Regions from separate parts of the Homo sapiens genome. Here region 1 is linked to region 2. Evidence: chromatin loops called from intact Hi-C (ENCODE). Cell type or tissue: mammary epithelial cell. All regions are shown on one strand. Links, peaks and the distances in the headings refer to the core of each region. The heading gives the core; the rest is flanking DNA. Region 1 overlaps PPFIA1 (PPFI scaffold protein A1). Region 2 has its middle 31 kb from the start of FADD.

What was found. Hi-C counts contacts between places; a loop is a spot of excess contacts. Peaks named below come from ENCODE experiments on the same cell type or tissue, not always from the same donor. Only the 100,000 strongest peaks of a DNase experiment are listed, where the experiment ranks them.
Region 1: a loop joins it to region 2, with 4 times the contacts of the local background. A loop is called at or near these places in 1 of 110 quality-filtered maps.

What each region holds. Positions count from the first base shown.
Region 1 is chr11:70,330,131-70,335,502 of GRCh38, reverse strand. PPFIA1 (PPFI scaffold protein A1) reads right to left here. Exons shown (of 28, transcript NM_003626.5): 8 at 5,184-5,330; 9 at 3,409-3,543; 10 at 1,950-2,033. Among named protein-coding and RNA genes, the nearest start is that of MIR548K, 49 kb to the right of the region's middle. In mammary epithelial cell, for the core only: no CTCF peak of the experiment used is centred there; no DNase peak of the experiment used is centred there.
Region 2 is chr11:70,231,156-70,236,527 of GRCh38, reverse strand. No RefSeq gene overlaps it. Among named protein-coding and RNA genes, the nearest start is that of FADD, 31 kb to the right of the region's middle. In mammary epithelial cell, for the core only: no CTCF peak of the experiment used is centred there; a DNase peak (open chromatin) is centred at 2,867; H3K27ac peaks cover 1,368 bases; H3K27me3 peaks cover 100 bases.

The DNA of each region.
Region 1 (5,372 bases), core at 202-5,201, 99 kb before region 2:
AGCACAAGGACCAACAGGGTGAGCCCCATGTGTGCCCTCCCCTCCCCCAGTTGCTCCCCACACTGCCATCTTGAGTGGACTTTTGCATGGTGACCAGAACCAACTCATGGACACAGGGAGCACGGGACAAGTCTTGGAAAGGTCATTAACTAGAAGGTCCCACTGCTCCTGCCACAGGACTCCTCAGGAATGTCACTAGTTGTTAACTGTCAGAGGGACTTAAGGAGCAGATTTATAGCAGATATTTAGAGGATGAGCCTGTCTCCACGCTGGTAGAGGAATTTCCCCTTGTGTAACTAAAAGCTTGGGTCTGGATTTGGGGAGGAAGGGTGAACTTAATTTACAAAGCAAAAAAGTTAAAAAGTTTGTTTTGGAAAAAAAAATTGTGCTAGAGAGACCTTCATATTTTTTCTTTATATCTTTATGTTGCTTAAATTTCTCGTAATGGAAATTTACATTCAAAAATTATAAATAATTACCTTAAGTAATTTTAATATGTAGTAACAAAACTGACATGTCTATTATTTTATAAAACCATAATCAAATTCATGGTTTAAAACCTTTGTTTCTCAAATGACAGGCAGAAAGGGACAGGAAGTGTCAGTAGGTGGCACCTGTCCAGGTGGCACCTCCATGCCCTCATCGCCCAAGTGCCCTTGCAGTGCTCAGGGGGCTCCTCCCAGGCAGGAGGCAATGGCACGGGGTTACGACGTGCACCCGAGTCATGCTGCCCAGGCAGGAGGAGACAGCCATGAGACCGCGCCATCAGCAGTGCATTCGAACCCCGTGCGCCCAATTTCTGCACTGGGAAAACATGGGTAGTGACCTCTCCTTTTCTCATAAGGTCTAACATGTAGCAACTATCATTACCTGAAAGGGTCCAGCACATCATGTGCCATACGGAGTATCGCATACTTCCTCTTGGGAAAGAAACAATATCCTTCTTTGTGCTTATTTTCCGTCAGCATTTAAATAATTTTTAAAGAACACAGCTTAAAGTTCACTGTTGTGTCTGTGAGCATGAGTGTGCATTTTGGAAGGGGAGGTGGGGACTGCCTAAAATGCACCCTCTCACTGGGAGTCGGAATCGTCGTTTCCCAGAAGCTCCTTTGATTCTCTGCAGGGCATGGCCAAGAATACAGATTTCTGGTGAAAACAAAATCTAGTAGCCTTAAATTAATGTTATAAAGTGGGCTGATGTGACGGTGCAAGAGTTCTAAAATTAGACGCTGCATGCTTCCTTTCTCCACCTACTTGTTAAAGAGAAATCTACCCCAAACCCCAGGCCTGGTACCAGCTGGCCCTGGGACTGCTCTTGCTATATCTTTTTCCTGGATGTTCCATATTGACATCCACCCAACTCTTTCAGGAAAACAATCTTAGGATTCAATGGACAGAAGTCTCCACTGCCACACTCCTTCCTAGTGCTTTTTATTGTAGCTCAATTACGGTGTTGCTCTTGCTTAGAAACATTCATTCCAACACGCCATTATGTTTGGAGTATTTTAACCTGGGACAGAGGTCAGGCCTCTGACCTGCATGTGGGAATTCAGTGCCATATCCTAGAAAAGTGGACTAGTCATTCAGGACAATGGACCTGCCTCTACATTTGCAGGGGGTAGGGGGGCCACGCCGGTACCACAGCTACCTAGAACAGTTCCCCTGATAGGCCGCTAGACAAGCAAGAAGCATTTTTGGACACCTGAAGTACTGCCTAGGATCTCAAATTTCTTCCGCAGCTCCCAATACTGACTGAAAACAACTACTGTGTGGGATGTACGCATTAGCAGGCGACTCACAGATGAGGGTGCAAAACAAATGCACGCGACCAGAACTGAGCTGGAGGACCAACATCTCAGTCAGGGGTGGGAGGCCCTGAGCTCCCCACAGCCGAGCAATGACCTTGCAGCACCCACTCAGCGCCCCCACCCTCAGGGCTGCATGCTCACCCGCTGCAGTTCTTGATTCTTCTCCTCCAACTGTGCTTCCATCTGTCGTAACCTTTCTTCAATGTTGCCGTGTCTCTCTTCAGCCTGTCAGCAGAAACAGCGTACGCTGACGTCATCCTTACACTTCATTAACGACATGCTGCATACCACTGCAGTGGCAACAGGCACAACATGCTCTGCGTGGGCTGCTCCGCCATACTAAATGGAAAGCATGTACTCATCCATCAACACAGCCTACGGGGCTTCACGTGCTGGGCCATGAGGTGGCTAGCCCTCTTGTGTTGGTGATTCTGAAGCATGGCTGCTGCTGGCGACTGACTGGGTGTTTTCCCCCCAACCCCTATGCCCAATCTCAATGGAGTCGTGATTCTCCCATCCTTGGACTGCTTCTGGTTAGTAAGCATGGAAAGCAGAAAGCAGCGGCAAGCACAAGCAAGGAGCAGTGCACCCATTCTACCTTCCTAAGCTTGGAAGTAAGTTCCAACAGTTTAGCTTCCTTAGCAGCAGAGCTCCCAGAAGACAAAAGGTCAGACTACAAAGCCGACAAGGGACAGGAAAGATAACAGGGGAGAAAAGAAATCGAGACTTTAAAAGCAGATCATGGAGTGGGAGGATAGGTTCTTACAGCTGTTAGCAACAAACTTGCTAGAAGGAACAGGTGTGTGAGCCCTAAAACCATCTGAATGGTCCAGAAGGATGCCCTCCCCAGCAGCTTGAAAAGCTTGAGCAAGAAGACTCAGGACGACAGACAGGGGCCTCAGCTCCTGCTGCTCGCCTGCCTGGCACTGCAGTGCTGGGCTCCCCACGCCCCAGAGGCTGGGTTTGTGCCCGGTGATGCGCTCCCTGGGTACTCGCCGATCCCAGGACCTATGACAGCATTTGCCTCTTTAGCTGCTTCCCTCATGAATGGGGAGAACTTGGAGGGACTGTGTCTTGCACATGCCTAGTCAACAGTTGTTGGACAAATGAATAAATATTACTTAAAAACACATTTTTAAGTAATTTCAAAATAATAAATATTACTTAAAAATACATTTTTAAGTAATTTCAAAATAATAAAATTACTTAAAAATGTGTTTATGAAGAATTTATCTTGATGGTGTTTTTAAAAGAACGGCATCTTCCTATTTCTGAGAAAAACTACCCTTCTTTTACAGAGACTTCTATCCTATGCTTAAGCTGGTGACCAAAACAATTCTAAGAAGCAGTAACTCTCAGATCACACATGCCGTGGACAAATAGTATACAGCTCACAAAACCAAGGTAGACTTCGGGATAAAAGGATCATGTCTGGCATTTACAAAGTGTTCCAATCTCAGATGAAAGAGCACTCAAACCAAATCCGTGCTCTTCCACGGATTTAGGTGCTGATGTAATAAGAACAGTGACAAACAAGGTACACAGGCAAGGCACAGTCACAGGCCTGGCAGCCGAACCAGAATGAAGCTCATGGCACTACCTTGGAAAGCGCTGCCACCCTCTGGGCCAGCTCCGCCTCCACCTCCGGGAGCGTCTCTGCCTTCCTCAGTGTCTGTTGCAGCTTTTGCTCTGCCAATTCCAAGCGCTCCTGTAACTGGCGGTTTTTATCTTCAGTCTATAAAATGAGAGCAAAGCATCAAAATGCAACAAATCTTCTAGCTGATCAGTTTTTAACAGATTGAAACAAACTGAAATGCAGATACAGACTAAGAGAGTCATGATGGAAGAGCTACAGTGATGGGAGTTGCTTCTGGGTCAGGTTTTTGTTTTTGTTTTTGTTTTTGTTTTTGTTTTTGAGACATAGTCTCGCTTTGTCACCCAGGCTGGAGTGCAGTGGCACAATCTTGGCTCACTGCAACCTCCACCTCCTGAGTTCAAGCAATTCTCCTGCCTCAGCCTCCTGAGTAGCTGCAATTACAGGCATGTGCCACCAGGTCTGGCTAATTTTTGTATTTTTAGTAGAGACAGGACTTCGGCATGTTGGCCAGGCTGGTCTTGAACTCCTAACCTCAAGTGATCCACCCGCCTCAGCCTCCCAAAGTGGTGGGATTACAGGTGTGCGCCACTGTGCCCGGCCTGGGTAAGGTTTTCTTGCTGCCAGGAGTACATGCCCACTTTCCTGGTCTTGGTTTCAATGTGCAAAACACCTCTTGTCAAAGTGTTTGCTTTTCCTAAATAACTTTTAAGAAGCTTTTTTTTTGTTTGTTTAAAGACAGAGTCTTGCTCTGTCACCCAGGCTGGAATACAGTGATACTCGTAATTACAAGAATAAGTATGGTTTACGAAACCACAGGAGACCCAATTTCTTACTACAGACTTCACTGCCTTTTTTTTTTTTTTGAGACGGAGTCTAGCTGTGTCACCCAGGCTGGAGTGCAGTGGCACAATCTCGGCTCACTGCAACCTCCGCCTCTTGGGTTCAAGCGATTCTCCTGCCTCAGCCTCCTGAGTAGCAGCTGGGATTACAGATGCGCGCCACCAAGCCCAGCTAATTTTTGTATTTTTAGTAGAGACGCAGTTTCACCATGTTGGTCAGGCTGGTCTCAAATGCCTGACCTCATGATCCACCTGCCTCGGCCTCCCAAAGTGCTGGGATTACAGGTGTGAGCCACCGCGCCTGGCCGCATTTTTTATTTTAGAGACGGGGTCTCGTTCTGTGGCCCAGGCTGGAGTCCAGTGGCACAATCATAGCACAATGAAGCCTTGAACTCCAGGGCTCAAGTCATCCTCCCTCCTTAGCCTCCTGAGTAGCTAGGGCTAAAGGCACATGCCACCATGCCCGGCTAATTTATTAATTTTCTGTAGAGACAGGCTGTTCTCACATTCCTGGGCTCAAGCGATCTTCCCACCTCAGCCTCCCGAAGTGTTAGAATGACAGGCATGAGCCACCGCATCCGACCAAGACTTCATTTGTCATACTATTCATGTATCATAGTGCTCCCACTTAGTTACAAATAGCCAATTGCCTTGAAGTTCTTTGCCACTCTCTGCTCCTTTGGTAAAAATGCTAACAAGCAATAGATTAACTTTCAATTACAACAAAAGAAAAAACTGAGGACAAAATTGGTTAAATCAAATCCTACGTAATCAAAACCTCTAAACTGAAGGAACTCCCACATGTCTTGAACATAATATTCTAAGGTCATAAAAACTTGATATTTGGACTTGATTTCCAACATGAAAGTGAGAGAAAAAGGGTCTTTAACTTCATTAATAATTAACTAAAGCCAGACAAAGGTCGATAAAATCCATTACCTGTCGATGCATAGAATCTTTATTTGCAATTTCATTTTCAAGTTTATCATTGAGGTCATGCACAGATGTGGCTTCACGCTGTGCAGCGAGGTAGCGTTTTTCAAGAGTAGTGATTCTCTCTTCCATATCTTCCTTTTGGGCCATGGCCTAAATTAGGTATTTCAGAGGGGACAAAAAAGTAGGTAATTA
Region 2 (5,372 bases), core at 115-5,114:
TTGGCCTAATGGTTGGCCACTCCAAGTGGACCAATGGATTCTTGGCTTGTCCAACTGTCTCCTGTGAGCTGATTCCTATGGGCCATAAACAGGGTGCGACTTGCACCGAGGAGGGATAGGAAGAGAAGGGACAGATGTGGACAGCCAACCTGCAATGACAGCTGTGGTCACCACAGAGATCCCTTATGGGCAGGTAAGATATTCCAGGCACCAGATGTGGTGGCTCAAGCCTGTAGTCCCAGCTATCTGGGAGGCTGAGGAAGGAGGATTGCTTGACCCCAGGAGATCGAGGCTGCAGTGAGCCAGGATTGCGCCACTGCACTCCAGGCTGGGTGACAGAGTAAGACTCCATCTCTTAAAAAAAAAAAAAAGATATTCCAGTTGCTTTACATCCGTAACCCTCCCAGTGGACGTGAGAGCTATCATCTGTGGCAGACTGTATCTCCCAAAAGGTTATTGCAGCAGTGTCTCCTGTCCCATATACTCTTCCACTTTTCCACCTTTCCAATTTTCCACCTTTCCACTGCCCCATCAAAGTCTAGAGTTTACAGCCTGGACAACATAGTGAAACCCTGTCTCTACCAAAAAATACAAAAATTAGCCAGATGTGGGGAGGTGGAGGTTGCAACAAGCCGAGATGGCAGCACTGCAGTCCAGCCTGGACAACAGAGCGAGACCCTGTCTCAAAAACAAAAACAAAAAGTCTGGAGTCTAATTCTCCTGATTTTGAACCTGGGTGAGTTTGTGACTCACAGGCCACCAAGTGGGCAATTTAGCTGTCCTCAGGCTGTCATGTTGGGAGGAAGCCCATACCGGAGCGTCAGGCAGAACCACCCAGTGGGGCCCTTCCTGAATTCCTGACCCACAGAAGCCCTGAGACACAAGAGACTTACTGGGGTTTTAAGCCACTCAGTTTTGGGGTGATTTGTCATGCAGAAACAGATCATTGGAACATCAGTCCATTTCTCAGGTGAGGAAAATGAGGCTCAGAGTGTACCTTTGGAGTACATTTGTCCAAGATCACCTGGCAAATACATAGGAGAGTCTAGACCTAACCCCAGTCTGTGACTTCAAGGTCTGGGCTCCACTTTGCACCTGAACTTATGCACGAATGCATGTCAGTGACTTTGTCTATACCAGTAAGAAAGCCCCTTGAAGTCGTTTCATATGAAAGCAGTCGGGACACAGCCAGGCTTGGATGGGAAGGCCAGGCCTTGTATGCTGACTATTCTGCTATTCTGGGAGCTGGGCCTCCTTAGCGTCTCAGCCTTAGTCCCTTCACCCAGCCTGTATCTCACAGGGATTCCTTTATTAGTATTGTTTCCTAAGTACCTGGTGTGCCCAGGCTGCTGGTGGGTACATAAAAGTCAAAGGCAGCCGGGCACAGTAGCTCATGCCTGTAATCCCAGCACTTTGGGAGGCTGAGGTGGGCGGATCGCCTGAGGTCAGGAGTTTGAGACCAGCCTGGCCAACATGGTGAAACCCCGTTTCTACTAAAAATACAAAAATTAGCTGGGCGTGGTGGCTCATGCCTGTAATTCCAGCACTTTGGGAGGCCGAGGTGAGTGGATCACCAGAGGTCAGGAGTTCGAGACCAGCCTGGTCAACATGGTGAAATCCCATCTCTACTAAAAACACAAAAATTAGCCGGGCATGGTGGCGGGCACCTGTAATCCCAGTTACTCAGGAGGCTGAGGCAGGAGAATCTCTTGAACCTGGGAGGCAGAGGTTGCAGTGAGCTGAGATTGCGCCACTACACTCCAGCCTGGGAGGCAGAGCAAGACTGTCTCAAAAAAACAAAAACAAACAAAAACCCATCAAAATTAGCTGGGTGTGGTGGCAGGCACTTGTAATCCCTGCTACTTGGGAGGCTGAGGCAGAAGAATCGCTTGAACCCAGGAGGTGAAAGCTGCAGTGAGCTGAGATCGCGCCACTGCACTCCAGCCTGGGCGACAGAGCAGGACCCCACTGCAAAAAAAAAAAAAAAAAAAAAAAAAAAAAGTCAAAGGTGAGTAGGATATGGGCTTCCCTGACATCCCAGGTCCCCAGGCTATAAGGAAGAAGGGCCAGTAAAAAAGTAAGTCGACCACCATCCAACCCATACCCCCATGGGGCATGCTTAATACAGAGGGTGAAGCTGAAGCTCTATCTGCAGCAGGTTCTAGAAGGTCACTCCATCCCCCCCATGAAAGCAGATCCCTTAGCCTCCTAGCCTGACAGACAACAGCAGCACCTGAGATGTCCCAGGGGGTTAATGTGTTCTAAGCACTTAGCATATCGACTGGTCTAACCCTCACCAACACCCTTGAGGAAGGTGCCATTCCTATCCCCATTTTACAGATAGGAAGGACTGAGGCGGAGAAGCTAAATAACTTGCCCAGATCGCCCAGTCAGCAGGAGGCAGGCTCCTGGCGGCTAACTCCATAGCCAACACTCACCCCCGAACAGGGAGTGCCTGGTAAATGTCGACTGAACGGTGATCCGCTGGGGCATCTACGCAGAGATGGGCAATGAGTAGGAGTGTAGCAGGAGAGAGAAGCAGGCATTGGAATTCCTGAGGGTGGGAAGCATTTCTGAAGGCACAGAGAGGCACTAAACATCATCTGCTGGTTGACTCTAGCTGGGACACTCATGATGGCTGACCGTGCCAGGCCCTGGGGAGAGGGAGTAGGGAGGTGGCTCCAGCCTGGACGTGGAGGCACTCCCCAAGGCTGGAGCTTCGCAGGAGGACACTAACCTCCCTGGGATGCCGAGGACTCACACTTCATCCTGGGGCGGTGCGTTCAGCCTGCAGGTGTAGACAGTCAATGACTCCAGTTAATGGTGAGGTGAGGAACTTGGCACTGAACAGTGTTGAGTCACACGGTGAGAACGTCTTTCCCTTTTCAACAATCGGTCAGTCCCTCTGAACAAAGTGAGATTTCATCTCGGGCTAGTGATGACTAATGTCTTCTTAAACAAAGTGAGTAGCCCTCAGTTTCAGAGCCTGGAAGGCAGTGGAGTGTATGACGAGTTTCAGAATGTCACTTTTTTATTGCATTCCTTTTCATAGCCACCTCCTGATTATTCCAAGTGATACTGTGTTTCAATCAAGGTTAGCTTTGTGTAAGTGTCTGAAGTCTCCAAATCACAGTGACTTCAATGAGGGTTTATTTTTCTCATACAAAGGCAACCCTGATGTAAGCTTTCTAGGGCTAGCAGGGAGGCTCTGTAATCTTTAAGAACCCAGGATCCTTCTATCCTGCTGCATTGCTTCCTCATGACCCAATATAGCTGCCTGTGCTCCAGCTATCATGCTTGCATTCCAGGCAGAAGGAAGGAATAAAGGGATGCTGAAGGGCACAATCCTCTCCCTCCTTTAAGGCTGTTTTTAGGAAGTTCCACACTCCATTTCTGCACATATGCAGAACTTAGTCAAAGGGCCACACCTGGCTGCAGGGGAGGTTGGGAAATGCAGCCTTGACTGTCTGCTTAGCTAAAAATTGGGGATCTTGTGTAAAGTGAGAAGGGATGAAAAGATACTGGGTGACACCAGCAATCTTTGCCATAGACTGTTTTCTTTTTGTAACAGAGACACAAAAAATTAAAAATTTTTAAATTTTAAATTTTTAAGAGAGTCGCTTTCAAGATACAGCTAAGTAGATAAAAGGACAAGGCTTTCAAGAAAAAGCTAAGTAGATAAAACGAGAGGGGGAGGTCAGGCGTGGTGGCTCACGCCTATAATCCCAGCACTTTGGGAGGCCGAGGGGGGCGTGGATCACCTGAGGTCAGGAGCTCGAGAGCAGCCTGACCAACATGGCAAAACCCCATCTCTACTAAAAATACAAAAATTAGCCGGGCATGGTGGTGGGTGCCTGTAATCCCAACTACTCGGGAGGCTGAGTCAGGAGAATCGCTGGAACCCGGGAGGCAGAGGTTGCAGTGAGCTGAGGTCACGCCATTGCACTCCAGCCTGAGTGACAGACTGAGACTCCGTCTCAAAACAAAAAACAAAAAAACGACAGAGGGTACATGGCTAAGGCAAAAATTGCCAAGCTGACCCTTGAGTCACTGAGCTTTGGGAAAGGAGCTGTGAACTACGAAAAAGCAAAAGAGGTGTCTCGCCCAAAGACCAGGGTGGGGTCAGGTTTTCTATTTAGGAGGAAATCTCTGGCCCCAGGTAGAAAGGGATCTGGGTCGCCAGGCACTGTGGCTAATGCCTGTAATCCCAGCACTTTGGGAGGCCAAGGCAGGTGGAGCTCAAGTGTGAGCTCAGGAGTTGGAGACCAACCTTGGCAACATGGCAAAACCCCATCTCTACCAAAAATACAAATATTAGTCGGGCCTGTAGCCCCAGCTACTTGGGAGGCTGAGATGGAAGGATTACTGGAGCCTGGAAAGTCAGGGATGCCATGAGCTGTGATTGCACCAGTGTACTCTAGCCTGGGCAACAGAGTGAGCCCCTATCTCAAAAAAAAAAAAAAAAAAAAGAGAGAGAGAGAGAGAAGGATCCAGATCAGGAAGAGACCAGAGATGGGAAGGCTGGGAGGAAGGAGTTTGTTCCAGAAGTGAGCCGGCCAGGGCCAGGGCAGGGGAGCAGGAGGCTGAGTGAGGTGGGAAGGGGCCACTTTCCTCTGAGAAGAAAGCAGCGACCAGGCCCTCCCAGCAAAACTCATCAGGGTCTTGGAAGTGGGAGCCAAGGCCACAGGCGGGGGTTGCAGGTCTGTCCAGGGGTTAAGAAGCGTGCGGAAGCTTTGAAGCAGGTGGGGCTGTAAGACGGCAGGAATGTTAAAGGCCAGGGTCCTCTGCCACACACAGAGGTGAGGCTGCATGAGCGAGTGCAGATAACGAACTAATGAGGCTGGTCATCTGCATGGGGCCCAGGACGTGCCTGGCACAGACAAGATCTCCCCTGCCTCCTTACCCCCTCACAGCACAATAAGCCCACTCCCATCTCCTAGAGGGAAAGTGCTGCCGAGCTCTCTAGGCCTGTCCACAGCACAGCAGATTCAAGCCGAGTCTGGCGGCCCCTGCTCCATCTGCCCTGATGCCACGGACAGCGCTTGGCACACAGAGGGAGGCGCACGTGCCTGCGGGTGGACGAAAGAATGAATGGAAGGGTCAGCTCTCGCTTCTGCACCTGAGCATCGTCCAGCGAAATCTCACAGGACAACGGCAGCCTCAGCTTCCCTCCCACAGGCAAGCTCATGGTGGGAAGGGTTTGATTTTCCCAAAATAAAAGGGTGTGGGGCCGGAAGTGTGGCTCAGTGGCCCCTCCCTGGCTCCTCTGTGCAGGCAGCCAGCAGACAGGTTTATTTTCGATGCTGGCTGGCGCTTTCAGTGGAGTATTTTTGGAGTGTCCACAAGCCTTGTTTTAGTTTTCATGGCTATTC